2 separate regions of the Homo sapiens genome follow, and region 2 is linked to region 1. A link is an interaction called in ENCODE POLR2A ChIA-PET data of the cell type or tissue named here. Cell type or tissue: GM12878. All regions are shown on one strand. Links, peaks and the distances in the headings refer to the core of each region. The heading gives the core; the rest is flanking DNA.

Region 1 (8,342 bases), core at 204-8,203:
CACCAGAGCAGCTAGATACAGAGTGTCCAATGGGTGCACTCACAAACCCTGAGCTAGACACAGGGTGCTGATTGGTGTGTTTACAAACCTTGAGCTAGATACAGCGTGCCCATTGGTGTATTTACAATCCCTGCGCTAGACATAAATGTTCTCCACGTTCCCACCAGACTCAGGAGCCCAGCTGGCTTCACCCAGTGGATCCCACACCAGGGCTGCGGGTGGAGCTGCCTGACAGTCCCATGCCATGCGCTGGCACTCCTCAGCCCTTGGGTGGTCGATGGGACTGGGTGCCGTGGAGCAGGGGCGGCGCTTGTCGGGGAGGCTTGGGCTGCACAGGAGCCCACGGAGGCGGGGGAAGGCTCAGGCATGGCGGGCTGCAGTCCCGAGGCCGGCCCCGCGGGAAGGCAGCTAAGGCCCGGTGAGAAATGGAGCGCAGCACCAGTGGGCTGGCACTGCTGGGGGACCCAGTACACCCTCCACAGCCGCTGGCCCGGGTGCTAAGTCCCTCATTGCCCGGGGCCGGCAGGGCCGGCCGGCTGCTCCGAGTGCGGAGCCCGCCAAGCCCACGCCCACCCGGAACTCCAGCTGGCCGCAAGCGCCACACACAGCCCCGGTTCCCGCTGGCGCCTCTCCCTCCACACCTCCCTGCAAGCTGAGGGAGCCGGCTCCGGCCTTGGCCAGCCCAGAAAGGGGCTGCCACAGTGCAGCGGTGGGCTGAAGGGCTCCTCAAGTGCCGCCAAAGTGGGAGCCCAGGCAGAGGAGGCGCAGAGAGCGAGTGAGGGCTGTGAGGACTGCCAGCACGCTGTCATCTCTCACTACTGCTTTGGTAAGTTTTCTTCACATGGCTTCCAGAATTTTCTGTTGCTCCACTAGCCACTCACTCCTTTGCAGGGTTTTCCTTTTCTCATGCTTTTAGTGTAGGAATGCTCCACAGTTGAGCCCTTTTCCTCTTCCCAGCTGTATCTACATTGTCTACTGTGGTGATCTTATGTTTATCCATGGCTTTAAATATTTATTTGCCAGTGAACCCCACATTTATATCTCTGGCTCAGATTCCTTTCTCCAACTCCAACTCATATATTCAACTGTCAACGAATTATTCCAATTGAATGTCTTATAGACATCTCAAACTCAACATGTCCTAAACAACAAACCCCTGCTTTCTCTCTCTCTCATACACACACACACACACACACACACGCACGCACGCACGCACGCAAAGACCTGCTGTATCAGCAGCCTTTTCCATTGCAGCTGAGCAATTACAGGTTATCAGCTCATCCCAGTTGCTCAAGCCAAGAAACCTTGAGTCATTTCAGACAGTTTCTTATTCATACCCCACATCCAATCCATTAAGACAGTCTGGTAGCCTTACTTTCAAAATATACGTGGGATCTGAATTACTTCTCTCTGCCTACATTGCTGATTGGTAGGTACCACCATCATCTCTTTCCTGATTACTTCAATTTTTTTCTAATAGGTCTCCCTACTTCTCTCCTGGTACTCATACAAAATTATTTTCAGATAATTAGCCACAGTGATACATTGAAAAAGTAAGTCTGATTATATATTCCTACAGCTTAAAACACTGTAGCAATTACCCATTTCACCAGAATAAAGCCAAAATCCTCTCAATGGCCTACAATACCCCACGTAATCTGCTTTATCTATCATTATCGTTCTTTTTCTTTACCCTCTCACTCCAACTACTCTGGACTCCTTGCTATACCTTAAACTCACTATGCATAACTCAGAATTAAGAAATTTGCTCTTGATATGTTTGCTTCCTGAATACTATTTTTCCAGGTATTTTCTTTGTTAATTCTCTCACCTCCTTCAAGTCTTTGCTAATAAGGCCTAGGCTTACCACTCAATTTCAGATGGTAATTTCCCCAGCTCCCAGAACCTCCTTTGCTCTTATTATCTTTTTTCTTTTTCTTTCATAACAATGATCACTTTCTAACATATCAGGTAAATTACTTAGCTATTATGCTTATTGTGTATTATTTGTCTTCCCCTGCTATCATATAAGCTTGAATGAGGACAGGGATCTTTTTGTTCACTGATGTATCTAAGCACCTGAAACAGCACGAGGCACATACTAGGAACTCAATTAATGTTTGAATGAAAGAAAAACAGAAAACAGAGTGAAGAATTCAGAACCTGACCAACATATATATGAAATAAAGTAAATGATAAAGGAAGCATCCCATTTAATAGGAAATTGGATTAGTCAACAAATGGTGGTTTGTTATTCATTTGGAGGGGAGAAAAAGTTAGATTTATACCTATAAAAATGAATTTCCTAACATATAAGTTAGCCTCAGAACGAACCATTTCAGTGGAGGTTGGGGTTGGAGGAGAGATTTGAATAAATCTTGGTGTAATTTTTTTTCAACCATTGTTTTGGTATTCTTCTACTTGTATTATCTGCTTCTTTGGTATTTTGAGATATAATGTGATGGAAAGAGTGTAATTTCCATGATCTCATTCAACTAGGGTATTTCTTTTATATTCACAATGACATTAGTTTCATGGAGCTTCGCTTCTCCGAAAGCATGCTGCCACTACTTATTCCCCACTGTTTTCTGTCAACTTAATTTCTGGGTTAATTTTCTGGATTGCCTGATTGTAGAAAGATGGGGAAAATAAACACAATTGGTTGATGGGTGTGGGGAGGGAGTAGAGGGAGGCAAATGGGAAGATTAGTGCTTGGGCTCATTGGATCCAGATTCATTTCCAAATGGTAGAGAAGCACTTTAGCCTTTCTGTTGGTACTGAACCTGGGTAGCAGAATCATAGACAAAGGACATAAAAATATGAATACTTCTCATTTTTTTTTATTCAGTTCATCTCCTTTTCAGGAAGTGGCCAGGGTGTACTGGGAGATAAGGATAGAATATTTTCACTCAGCTCAGCTTCATTAGACTTATAATTGGAATCAAACCCTCTAAGATTCTGACATCAACTTACTTTTATTCTCATAGAATATTTCACTTATTCTGCATCTTATAGACATTTAAAAAGATATTAGGACAGGCTTCATGTGGTCATCAGATTAACAGCTCCTAAACCAGTCTCCTCAAACTTCTTTCTAAAATGTTTTCACATAAAATGACACAACAAAATTGTGAAACAGGTAACATGGCTATTGTAACACCCCCATGTATTTTCCCCATTTTTTTCCTCCACCCTGTGTTTTACCCCAACTGAAGGTGACTCTGGTTCACTTATGTCTTCATCTGTGGCTTTTTGGTGACATCTTCCTGCCATAGTTGAGTGATGACTTAGTTGTCTTCTGAATCACGGCTTTCAGCCTACCTGTTCTTCCCACAGTGTCCTTGGGACCACTCTGTTATCCTCTCACATTCTGCCCACACACAGGAGTGAGACATCTTCAGAAACATGTTAACCTATTTTCCATAGAACCTGGAAACAGACTGCCCATAATTGTATTCAGGAAGAATCCAGGTTCTCATACAAGCCACTGGGAAAATGATAAAAGAAATGTTTTTCTACACTTGTGCTGTCTTTTCTGCCTCCCATTCACACATCCTCACTGAATTATCTATATTCAGTCCTCTCCCATACACATAATGAGAAGTAGCAAGGCTTTAATCCTGTGAGGATGAAAATAAGAAAAAATTATATGACATTTAAGGAGCATAACATTGCTTCCTTTCTAGTGATGTTCTATTTTCTTTATTAGCCACTTCCATTCTCATACAGGTTTAACTCACACATCTATATAGATGACTCTGAAGGTCTGGTTTCTCTCCCAGTTTCCTGCCCGACCACCTACTGAACTTTTTAAAGTTCAGTAGATAACTTTAAACTAGATATTTTTAAAGCTACTGTGGCCCAAAATATGCTCACGCCTTTCCTCCTGACTTACCTGTTCCCTTTCTGGTAATACTCACCAAACACTAAATGTTGTAGTCATCTTTGAGTCGTCCTCTGCTTTCTCCTCCTACACTCTGTGGCTGTCTTGCGGAGTTCGTTTACCTCTGCGATGACTCATCATCACCTTCTTTGCATTTCCATTGCTGCCACCCTAACCCTGGCAGGGCCATATTAAAACTTTAAGGTTCCCTCCTCTCCTATATATTATTCAAATTTAAAACTGTGCTATATATATTCACTGAAAGTGAACTTGTTAATTTTCTTTGTGACTTAGCTTCACTGTTTGGAACTCAGAATACAGCTTCCTTTGGAATTAATCTTCTAAATAGAAATTATGTTCCCAAATGCTTATTTAATCCTTAACACAATGAAATAATAGAAAACTCAACCCAGCGGCATAACAATGATTCTATGGGGATATGAATTCAGACTTCCAATATGGGACTTTTCTCATTTTCTGCCCCACAGACTTGATCTAGAAGAAGTGTCTAGATGACTAAAACTCTCATTTGCAATAAACTTGGGGTGTGGATGCCTATGCCCTGGGGTAAGAACTCTGAAAGAGTGAAGGGGCAGAGAGTGCCCTAGGGTGAGAAGAACTGTGAGCTTATGGCCAAAATGCTATTTTGAGGGGAAGGGGAAGGGGAAGCATATTTAGAACCCCGTTTCTTTCTCCTTCCATGGCCCTTTGTAAATGTGCTCTTAGATTCATGACCGTGTAAAACTTCAGGAAGAGATCCCCAAGACCATCTCGTGCTTCCATTTTCAATTTGAAAAGTGAACAAAAAGGTCCAGTAGCCTTGGGAGTGAGTGCCACAGAAATTGTAGCTCAAATCTTAAATTCATCTTCGATTTCTAATTAGATTCCCACTGTCGATGAGAATATATGGTATTCAATTTCCTCAGAATCAGAGGGTCTAACAGTGCTTCCTGACTGTGGGCATATGACCAAGTCCTCCTTATAGAAGAGGTGTCTATTAGGCAAGCTAAGTTATGTCAAAACAAGCATCATAAAATGAGAAAAATATTAAAAACAATATTTATATGGAAAATTGGATTATCATGGGATTTTTTTTTTTACACATCGTATACGATATGGTGTTTTTGAAGGTGGGTGGGGGTGGGGGGGGGCCATAAAGGTTTCATCGCTCCAGGATCTAAAGATCAGGCCCTGATTCCCGTTAACCCAGAGCTAGGGTGACCTGGTGACCCGTTGCGAGCTCCCACATTGACACATCTGAGCCTATTCCCATCTTTCAGTCCAGAGAGGATCATGTTCCTCCTTTCCCCGAAATTTGATCTTTTCCTTGGTGCAGCTGTTTGTAATCTATATTTGATTAGATGTCTGCCTCTTTATGTCTTAAAATTATAATCAATGCTTATCTTCTTCTTTCTACCCTTTATGTTTTATTGCAGTTATTCATTGAGTGAGTACCCAGTTTACGGGCTGTTAACTCTAACGTTAAAGACTCGGTCTGGTCTCCATTTGCAGACTGGTGCTAATGATACCATTAATCACGAATGTAGATTATAGCATCTCCCATCCAGTATCTCCTGTACCTTCTAAGATACTATAGGATTCTAGCACCTCACCCTTTATAAAAAGTGAGGTGATGAAAACTACAGTGCTTGGATCAAACAAATAAAAGGAACTGTAAAAAAATCTTATGCCCTGCTAGCAACAAGTGAATAATTTGATGGTGGTTAAAGGACTTGAGAAAGTTCTAAGTCAGCAGTCTCCAACCTTTTTGGCACCAGGGATCAGTTTCACTGAAGACAACTTTTCCATGAATGGGGTAGGGGGATGGTTTAGGGATGATTCAAGGGCATTATATTTATTGTGAACTTTATTTTTATGATTATTACATTGTAATGTATAATGAAATAATTATACAACTCACCATAAAGTAGAATCAGTGGGAGCCTTGAGCTTATAGTCCTGCAACTAGATGGTCCCATCTGGGGGTGACAGATGGGACACTGTTGGGAGACAGTAACACCCAAAGTATGTTGCTATGTACCGTCTACTCTGGAATCTTATTTTGGTTGCTGTCACTCAAAAAACCCTGCTTCACAAAGATAGGAGGTTGGAAATGGAAGTAGGCTTTTCAGTGGTTTTGTGACAATCCCAGGATATTCCATCTTGACTTTAATCCAGAACATATGGAGATTTAATGTCTCAAACACACTTCTAAGGCCACAGTCATTTGCGATCTCAAGCAGTTGATCCTCTTCTAGCACAGACAAAGTCGATTCACCTGGCTTATTCACAAATGGATTGCAGATCCATTCCTTTCCATTTCGGGGGTCTTTTGTGGTTAGGAAGTAATGCTCAAACTCTTTTGAAAGCTGAGATAGGAGATCACGAACCAGGTGGGAGAAAGAAGGCCCTGGCTCAGTCTCTTTCAAAATCTCTGCTAATGTTTGAAATATGTCAAAAATCCCAATGTTCACTCGTTGCCCCCATAATTCCAATTTGGCTTTGAATGCAGCCCCTTTATCTGCTGACTTGAACACAGTGGTTGTTCTCCCATGAACTGGCAGATTGAGTTCATTGAGCAGGTTGAATGTGTCACACAAGTAAGCAAGTTTTGTGATTCATTCTGGGTCACTGAAATGTGCTGCCAATGGAGATCATTTTTCTAAAAGAAATCTCTGGAGTGGCTCTCCTAACTGAGAAACTCTGTTCAGTGATCTACCTTTAGAAAGCCATCTCACTTCTGGGTATAAGAAAAGATGCTTGTGCTCTGCATCCATCTCCTCACAGAGCTGTGTGAAAAGATGTGAGTTAAGGACATGTACTTTAATGTGGTTGATAATTTTAATCACATCCTGCAAAGCATGGTTAAGGTCAGGTGACATTTTTTAGCTAGCCAGAATTTTTCTATAGGAAGATGCAGTGTATAGACTAACATTTAGAAGCAACCTCTTTGATCCGGGTAGTGAAACCAGAAAGCCATCCAGTCATGGCAGCCACTCTGTCTGTGCATATACCAACACAAAACGCCCAATTCAGTTTTCCTGATATGTAATCATATAAAGACTTGAATAGTTCTGCAGCTGTGGTGTTGGTTGGCAACAAAAGTAAACACAACATATCTGTCAGGCCTCTGAGCCCAAGCCTGCATGTATACATACAGATGGCCTGAAGCAACTGAAGAATCACAAAAGAAGTGAAAATGGCAGGTTCCTGCCTTAGCAGATGACATTACCTTGTGAAATTCCTTCTCCTGGCTCAGAAGCTCCCGCACTGAGCACCTTGTGACCCCCGCCCCTGCCTGCCAGAGAACAATCCCCTTTGACTGTAATTTTCCACTACCTACCCAAATCCTATAAAACGGCCCCACCCCTATCTCCCTTTGCTGAGTCTTTTCGGACTCAGCCTGCCTGCACCCAGGTGATTAAAAAGCTTTATTGCTCACACAAAGCCTGTTTGGTGGTCTCTTCACATGGACGTGCCTGACATTTGGTGCTGTGACTCGGATCGGGGGACCTCCCTTGGGAGATCAATCCCTTGTCCTTCTGCCCTTTACTCCGTGAGAAAGATCCACCTATGATCTCTGGTCCTCAGACCAACCAGCCCAAGGAACATCTCACCAATTTTAAATTGGGTAAGCGGCCTCTTTTCACTCTCTTCTCCAGCCTCTCTCGCTATCCTTGAATCTCCCTCTCTCACTACCCTTCAATCTCCCTGTCCTTCCAATTTCAGTTCTTTTTCCTCTCTAATAGAGATAAGGAGACACATTTTATCCATGGACCCAAAACTCCGCGCCGGTCACGGACTCAGGAAGACAGTCTTCCCTTGGTGTTTAATCATGCGGGGACGCCCGCCTGATTATTCACCCACACTCCATTGGTGTCTGATCACTGCAGGGATGCCTGCCTTAGTCATTCACCCACATTCCCTTGGTGGCAAATCAATTGCCGGGACGCTTACTTTGGCAGCTCACCCACATTGCAGCCCAGGGCTGCTCACCACCCGCTTCTCCGTGTCGCTGCCCTCTCTTTTCTCTGGGCTTGCTTCCTTCACTATGGGCAACCTTCCACCCTCCGTTCCTCCTTCTTCTCCCTTAGCCTGTGTCATCTTACACCTGATCTAAAACCTAAATGCCTTGTTTTCTTCTGCAATGCCGCTTGACCCCAATACAAACTCGACAATTGTTCCAAATAGCCAGAAAACGGCACTTTCAATTTCTCCATCCTACAAGATCTAGATAATTCTTGTCATAAAATGGGCAGATGGTCTGAGGTGCCTGATGTCCAGGCATTCTTTGACACATCGGTCATGCCCTAGTCTCTGTTCCCAATGAGACTCGTCCCAAATCCTCCTCCTTTCCCTCCCACCTGTCCCTCAGTCCCAACCCCAAAGCGTTGATGAGTCTTTTCAATCTCCCTTTTCTACTGATCCATCTGACCTCTCCCCTCCTCCCCAGACTGCT
Region 2 (8,342 bases), core at 39-8,038, 170 kb before region 1:
AAAGAAAAATGAAACAGGATACCCATGAATCAAATAATACACCACACAGATCAATCAGCACAAGTGATCAATAAAGAAAAATGTTTGAAATAAAAAATATGAGAGACTAAAGATTTACTTCAACATGTGCTACTCACATAAAATCCCTGGAACAAAAGAACATCTACAGCCAAATTAACTTACCGTTACAGATTTCAGTGTCATACCATGGTAGGTTCCCATAGTGTCAATTTTGAAGCCTTCCGTTTCTACGAAAAAAAAGAGGCTTATTGTTAAGATTTTATAGATCATGTATCTTATGACCTATAACAAATCTAAAGTAATAATCTACATTGAATGTGATGGTTCAATAATATACAAAGCCTTGAATCTACTATGTAAAATTAAATTACGTACTTGTGAAGATAAAAACTTTAAAAAGGACTCTAGGTTAAAAAATATTAATATATTAAATACAGACCAGCAAGCCTATTGTATAGAAGCTGGTTAAGACTATCTCTGCAATTATGTTCAAAAATTAAGATTGAATACTTTATAACCCCAAATTACTTACTACTAATACTCAATGATAGTACCACTAAAAGCATCTAATACCATGAAAAGACCCAAAGTTATAAAAAGTAGTGTTCCAAAGTTTCAGTCATAAGGCATATACTTATTTTTATATACATACATACATATATATTTTTTCTTTTGAGACAGGGTCTCACTCTGTCACCTAGGCTGGAGTACAGTGGCACTGCAGTTCACTGCAACCTCTTCTCCCATCCCCCCTCCACAGGTTCAAGCAATCCTCCCACCTCAGCCTCCCGAGTAGCTAGGACCACTGGCATGCACCACCACACCCAGGTATTTTTTTGTATTTTTAGTAGAGATGCGGTTTTGCCATGTTGCTCAGGCTGGTCACAAAGTACTGAACTCAAGCAATCCTCCTGCCTCCACCTCCAAAAGTGCTGGGATTACAGGTGTGAGCTACAGCAATCAACCATATTACATATTTTATAGAAAGCAATGTTGTAAATAATGATTGGAGTGCCAGGACAGAATCCCAATATGCCTTTCTGTAAAGGCAAATATTTTAACACATTGCAAGCCTTAAAATCTGTCACAACTGCCCAATTCTGTATTTTAGTGCAAAAGCAGAATAAACAATATATGTGATCAATTGGGGGCAACCCAATTTGGCCCATGGAGGGTGATATTTAGTTTGGGGGCTGTAATTTATCAACCTCTGCTTTATATAATTCATTCCTCAAGAAAAACATTGAATATTATAATGAAAGAATGGACGTAGTCTTTCTATGGCACATATCCAGTGCATGCCTTTAACAACTGAATGAAGTCAGCACACAAAATTCATTGCATCAAGGCAACATATCATTTAAAAAAAACTTAAATGAAGATTTCAGATTATGCTTAAAAATATCATTAACTTCCAGTTGCTTCTACCTAATATTTTCATGAATCAAGTCATGATGAATGAAGATCCCAAGAGGAAGTTACACTGACATTAGTCTCACCTCACAACTGCAGAAATGGTGTTATTGCATTAGCCAGAATACCACGTAGACTATCACAAAGTAAGTCCTCCCATCATTGCTCAAAATTTGTTTCCAAGTTCTCAATGTACATACACATTTATAACTTGGGAAAAATGACTTAACATATAGAATCTCTACTTTAAATTATATAAAAACAAAAGCAGTATGAATAACAGCAAACATTTATAGATAATTTACTTACATATCAGATACTATTCTGGGAATTCAATATTTATTAACCAGTCCAATACTCACAATAATGGTAAGAGACAGGCACTATAATAACATTTTAATTATACACAGGAGAAAACTAAGGCAGAATGCAGTTAAAGTAACATTAAAATTCACACAAAAAGTTACTACGACATAAGCTATCTGGATCCAGAATCCATGCTATTAACCAGGGGTTGGCCAACTTTTTTTCTGTAAAGGGCCAGATAATATTTTTAGGCTTTGTAGGCTACACAGTCTCTACTGAAACAATTCAATACTGATGTCACAAAGCCAAAGCAGCCATATATAAAATACATAAATGAATGAGTGTGGTTGTGTCCCAACAAAATGTTATTTAAGAAAAATTGCAGTGGGTAAGATCTGGTCTGTAGACATTACTTTGCCAACCCTTACCCTTAAACATCAGGCCACACTGCCTCTCAAGTTCAACACAACCACACTAAGGGGAAGATAAGAATTAAGCAACTTGCCTTCTTTTCCTTTGAATCTTTCCTGATCGTATCTGTTATAGGCAGCTGGGATAGGCTGTTTGGTGCGCAAAGTGGGATCCTGTAAAAAAATTAATTATGAGTTACTTGTTAATATTTTTAAATGTCACTTATTTAATGTGCTGGAGTGCAGTAGCATGACCATGGCTCACTGCAGCCAAGACCTCCTGGGCCCAAGTGATCCTCCCACCTCAGCCTTCCAAGTAGCTGGGACCACAGGCATGCACCACCACACTCAGCTAATTTTTTTTTTTTTATAAAGACAAAGTTTCACCATGCTGCTCAAGCTGGTTTTGAATCCCAGCCTCAGGTGATCGACCTCAGTCTCGCAAAGTGCTAAGATTACAGGCATGAGCCACCATACCTGGCTAAAGTACCTTTACGACATAATACTCTTCCCTGCAATTATGATTGTTTTAACAAAACAAAAAAACCCAAATTATTAATCCTTAAATAAACATGAAAGCCATGATGATTAATCCATTATAAACAGAGTAAGACTGAAGACGTATTTTTTTTAAATAATTAGAAAAGGCTGTCAGTCTAATGATGCATTATTTAATCACAAATACTTTATCAAAACTCACAATGTTTAACAAACTAAAAACACATATTTAGGAATATTCCCAAAGCTACTTGGAAAATTCATGAAGACTGAAATACTTTTCATTTTATTATGATAGGATTCTATATCAAATATTATGCCAAATAAAATATACTTATCAATACCTATCAAGAATGATAAGTATATGCTTACTTCACACTAGGCATATACTTCTATAGTCAAATGCCAAACATTAAAACCTTCAAGTATTCTAACGATTATATAAATATACAGAAAGAATAATCAGTCACAAATGGTAAAACTGTTTTAAGGTTTGACATGTTTCCTATCAACAGCTATTCAAAATGTCAACAAATTCATAATTCTAAGTACCTTGTGCTTTGCCATCATAGCTCTTACTCCACTACTTTAAAAAAAAAAAAACATCTAATAAGTAGGGAACTGCTGAGAGATCTAGGTTACATGGTCGTTTGAGAATCTAACTAAACCCTGAGGATCTGAGGTGGAACAGTTTCATTCCAAAAACCTCCCCCTGGTCCATGAAAAAACTGTCTTCTACGAAACTGGTCCCTGGTGCCAAAAAGGTTGGGGACTGCTGTATTAGACTATAAGCTCAAAGAAAGTAGGGACTATAATCTTTCTCACTATTGTATCTCAAGATCATTAGCAGACTTCCTAATAGAAGGCACTTAAGTACTTGATGGAGAGTCAACTAAAAGTATTTATCTAATTATCAACAAAAGCCTACCATCTTTAAAAGTTAAATTCCAACAATTTCATGAGCAAATAAAACTACTACAAAGTAGTTGCAAAGGCTGTATTAGTACTCTAATACATTTCAATGTGCCTTTTAAAACTTGAAACAGAGTTTTAAAAATATAGAAGGTTTTCTGGAAGGCCGAGGTGGGCAGATCACCTGAGGTCAGAAGTTCAAGACCGGCCTGGTCTTGAACAGGACGAAACCCCATCTCTACTAAAAATACAAAAATTAGCTGGGTGGGGTGGCATGCGCCTGTAATCCTGGCTACTTGGGAGGCTGAGGCAGAAGAATCGCTTGAACCCAGGAGGCGGAGGTTGCAGTGAGCCAAGATCGTGCCACTGACTCCAGCCTGGGCAACAGAGTGAGACTGTCTCAAAAAAAAAAAAAAAAAAAAAAAAAATTATAAATTTTCTATTTATAGAATCTTCTATTTTCTATTGCAGAAAATAGAAACAATTTCATTTGTATGTTTTATTCCTTTGTTGAATCATATGAAAATAGCTGGAAGGATTTTCAACAAAATTAGAGGATGTTTGAATTTAAATATAGGCTATATGTCATACGTGAAATTTACTTTGGGAGGGTCTTAAGTGGCACTTCAAAGAGAAGGCAGTCAACTCTCAGAGCAGCTGAAATGGAGGTACAATTAAAGGACAGCATGGCTGGTGATCAAGAGAAATACATTCACCAAGATGTAATAGATACAATGCCAAAAAGAACCCCAAACTGGGAGTTAACAGGGATTTATGTTATTAACAATGGTTAGCAATTGTCCCAAGCAACAATGAGTAGGCCAGCCACAGTTTACCTAAAATAAATAGAGGGCTTTCCCTAATTAACCTTTTTCAGACTCTGACCCAGGTATATTAAGAATTACTGCTCCAGTTAAGAATTACTGCTGAAGTAAGTAACTTTTAATGTTGGGGAGGGCTTTCACATCTTTCAGATATGCTAAAGGAGCAAAAGGTTTAGAATCCACTGATTTTAAAATGTGAAGATGTCTTCAACGTTACTACACTGCAATATAAGTGGCAACTTCATTAAATCTACTGTAAAGCAGTAAAGCATTCTTACCACAGGTGCTGCATTTGGGGCAGGTCGCTGTTCAGGTGCACGCCCTTCTTCTCTGGCTTTTACAGATTGAAGAATTGCAAAAATGTTCTTGGAAAAATTCTAAAATATAAATGGATTTTAATTAAGCCCACTTTAAATATACAATAGTAAATTTAGTTGATAATTTAAGACTAAGTTATCTTACTATCGATTCTTCCCTACTACATATGTCATAAGGTATCATTATTATACACATATGTAAAAACCAACCACTACTAAGATATTGATCCAGAGACTGATTATTGTAAATCCCATGGTATTCATTTCATCATTTTCATTTTACTTAAACTGCTACATTCGGGAGGCCAAGGCAGGCAGATCACGAGGTCAGGAGATGGAGACCACCCTGGCTAACACAGGTGAAACCCCGTCTCTACTAAAAATACAAAAAATTGGCTGGGCGTGGTGGCAGGTGCCTGTAGTCCCAGCTACTCGGGAGGCTGAGGCAGGAATATGGTGTGAACACGGGAGGCGGAGTTTGCAGTGAGCCAAGATCATGCCACTGCACTCCAGCCTGGGCAATAGAACGAGACTCCATCTCAAAAAAAAAAAAGAAAAAAAAAACTGCTACAAATGTATTCATATTCTGCATCTGTTCAAATATATAACCAGAAAGCAAGTTAAAATCTAAATAAGGCCGGGCACGGTGGCTCGTGACTGTAATCCCAGCACTTTGGGAGGCAGAGGCAGGTGGATCATGAGGTCAGGAGATTGAGGCCATTCTGGCTAATACGGTGAAATCCCGTCTCTACCAAAACTACAAAAAATTAGCTGGGCGTGGTGGTGGACACCTATAGTGTCAGCTACTTGGGAGGCTGAGGCAGGAGAATGGCGTGAATCCAGCAGGTGGAGCTTGCAGTGAGCCGTGATAGCGCCACTGCACTCCACCCTGGGAGACAGAGCAAGAATCCGTCTAAAAAAAAAAATCTAAATAAAATATAAATACATTTGTCAAAAGAGGCTTCTAGTTCAGAAAAAAAAATAATCAACTACTACATCCTCCTGTTAAACTCCAGTGCTAATTTCAGATTGCTACATATGAGTTTTGAGATACTATCAGAAGTCAATGTACACTTTTCAAAGATGTGTAAGTTGGAAAGTACAAGTACAAATGCTCTTCAACTCACAATGCAATTACATGCTGATCAAAAGTCAACACAGCTAACTAATCTGACGACTCTTTCCTTCATGAAATATTCTTCCTTCATGCTATGGATTGAATGTCTCCTCTAAAACCCATGTTGAAATTTTATTCCATTCTAATAGTATTAGGAGGTGGAGCCTTTAGGAGGTGATTAGGTAGGTCATAGGGCTCCACCCTTACGAATGGATTAATGTTGTTATTGCAAAAGTGGGCTCGGATTCCCGAAAGAGTAAGTTTGGCCCCATTTCTCTCTGTGTCTCATTTGCTTGCTTGCTTGCTTGCTTGCTTGCTTGCTTGCTTGCTTGCTTCTGCCTTCTGCCATGAAATGACCCTCACCAGATGCCACTGCTATGCTCTTGGATTTCCCAGCCTACAGAAATATGAGAAATAAATTTCTTGTCTTCATAAATTACCCAGTCTGTGATATCCACAGCAGCACAAAACAGACAAAGATACTTGGCCTCTGAGATGCTACTCTCTCTTGGTTTTACCCCTAATGTCTGACAGTTCCTTTGGGGCTCTTCTTATGCTGCCTATCAATCACTTAACATTTGAAGGAATATGTAGTAAGAATCTACTCTAAGCCAAACACCTTGCTTGGCACTTGGGTACAATGATGATCAAAAAAGACATGGTCGCTGCCCTCATGAACCTCAAATACAACATAATTTCTCTTCTTTAAACAAGGCATTCTGTTTCCTTGGCTGGGACCACTCTTCCCACCTTACCCCTCTCACCTCCCTCACTAGTTTTTGTTCTTTAGGTATCACTCCTCTTTACTCTCAACTAAGTTAACTGCCCTTGCTGGGTGTCTGCCCTATAATGTACGTAATAATTACCGCTTATTTAATATTGACTTCTGCTGAAGAGTATAACTTCTGTGAGAGCTAGGACCAATGCACCTCTGGTCAGTGTTTAGCACTTGCCTAGTTTGTAGATGTTAAATAAATACTATACAAATAAATATGTATATAAAATGAGAGGCTGCTTGAAACATAACTATTATCACTATACCAGTTGCAGTGCTAACTAGTTCCTATAATTCTCTGGAGCAGCAAATATAAGTCTCAGGACCCCTTTGCACTCTTACAAATTACTGAGCACCCCAAAGAGCTTTAAGTTTGTGTGAACTACAGTATCTATTGAATTAAAGATTAAAATTGAAAAAAATTTAAATTCTTTTAAAAATAAGAAAACAAGATTCCATGTAAACATAATAGCATATTTCATGAAAAATCACTTTTCAAAATGCATAAAAGTAATGACAAGAAAGAGTGGCAGGTTTTAAATTTTTGCAAATTTCCTTAATCTCTGGCTTAATAGAAGACAGCTGTATTCTCAGATCAGCTTCTACATTCGACATTTATTGTGCTTTCTTATTTGGTCATAAATGTGCTATCTTATTTGGTCAAAGAATACCGAGAGAATCTATCCTCACACAAACAGCTGGAAAAGGTTTTTCAGGTAACTGTGGATAGTCTTCTTTGATATCATACCAAAATGCAATAAATGGTTCTTAAAGGTTAATGCAACATGGAAACCACATCCATAAACTTTTTGCATAGGTACTTTAAAATCCATCAGTCTCCTTGCACTTTAAATGAACTTTCTACCCATGCATGATTTGTGACAGCATTCACTGGTCATCTGGAAAATATCAATCACTGAATTATGCACATTTTCCAAATATTAACATGGTTAATTATACAGTATCAACAAATTATACTTGTTAATATTATTTGTAAAAGACTCACTAGAAGACTTTAAGAATTAGAAAATTGCTTGTTTCTTTACTTATGGGTGGAAAAAGAATTAGAAAAGTGTTATGGTGACAGCAGCATAAAGAAACTTCCCAAAATTCTAATTTTCTCACGAAAGCTGTCATTTTATCATTGGCAACAAATACTATCAGTTGCTTTCCTTCAAGGAACAAATTTATTTCCTTCATTTAAAAAAAAAAAAAAAAAGTCTGCCAAATAACCAAGTCTGAATAACAGTTACTTAAATAAAAAAATGTTGATTCAGTTCATACTTCACACAACGGCACAAGTCTCTTGATGAGAATAACCATCATGTTTGCAGAAGTGCTTCTACATTCCAATTTCGTCACACAAAATAATAAAAAGACACACTTGAGGGTCAAGATTTAACAAAATTCATAAATTTTAAAAACGTCATCAAGGACATTCGTGAGTAAAGAACACAATGGCTAAGTGCCATTGCCTTGATTCACACCATGACCAGCAGTTTTACCAACCATTGATTGTGTACCATCACTGCAAAGGTCAATACAATGAAAAATGCACATAAAATCTTAGTCTTATTATAAAAAATAGTTGAAAATATATGAAAAGCAAATCTCACTACTTTAAAAATAAAGAAGAATTAATCAATATTATCATCAATCTACTATGCAGCAGAATTACAGGTGATTAACATCTTCCTTCTAGTGATCTCCTTTTTATTAGTTTTTCAATGATGAACATATACTAATTTA

Evidence for each region. Peaks named below come from ENCODE experiments on the same cell type or tissue, not always from the same donor. Only the 100,000 strongest peaks of a DNase experiment are listed, where the experiment ranks them.
Region 2: POLR2A ChIA-PET joins it to region 1 with 5 read pairs; 2 of 35 experiments call an interaction of 5 or more read pairs at or near these places.

The regions. Positions count from the first base shown.
Region 1 is chr1:192,979,202-192,987,543 of GRCh38, reverse strand. No RefSeq gene overlaps it. Among named protein-coding and RNA genes, the nearest start is that of RGS2-AS1, 35 kb to the right of the region's middle. In GM12878, for the core only: no CTCF peak of the experiment used is centred there; a DNase peak (open chromatin) is centred at 3,933.
Region 2 is chr1:193,144,286-193,152,627 of GRCh38, reverse strand. CDC73 (cell division cycle 73) reads right to left here. Exons shown (of 17, transcript NM_024529.5): 8 at 4,663-4,761; 9 at 2,246-2,324; 10 at 184-248. Among named protein-coding and RNA genes, the nearest start is that of MIR1278, 12 kb to the right of the region's middle. In GM12878, for the core only: no CTCF peak of the experiment used is centred there; no DNase peak of the experiment used is centred there.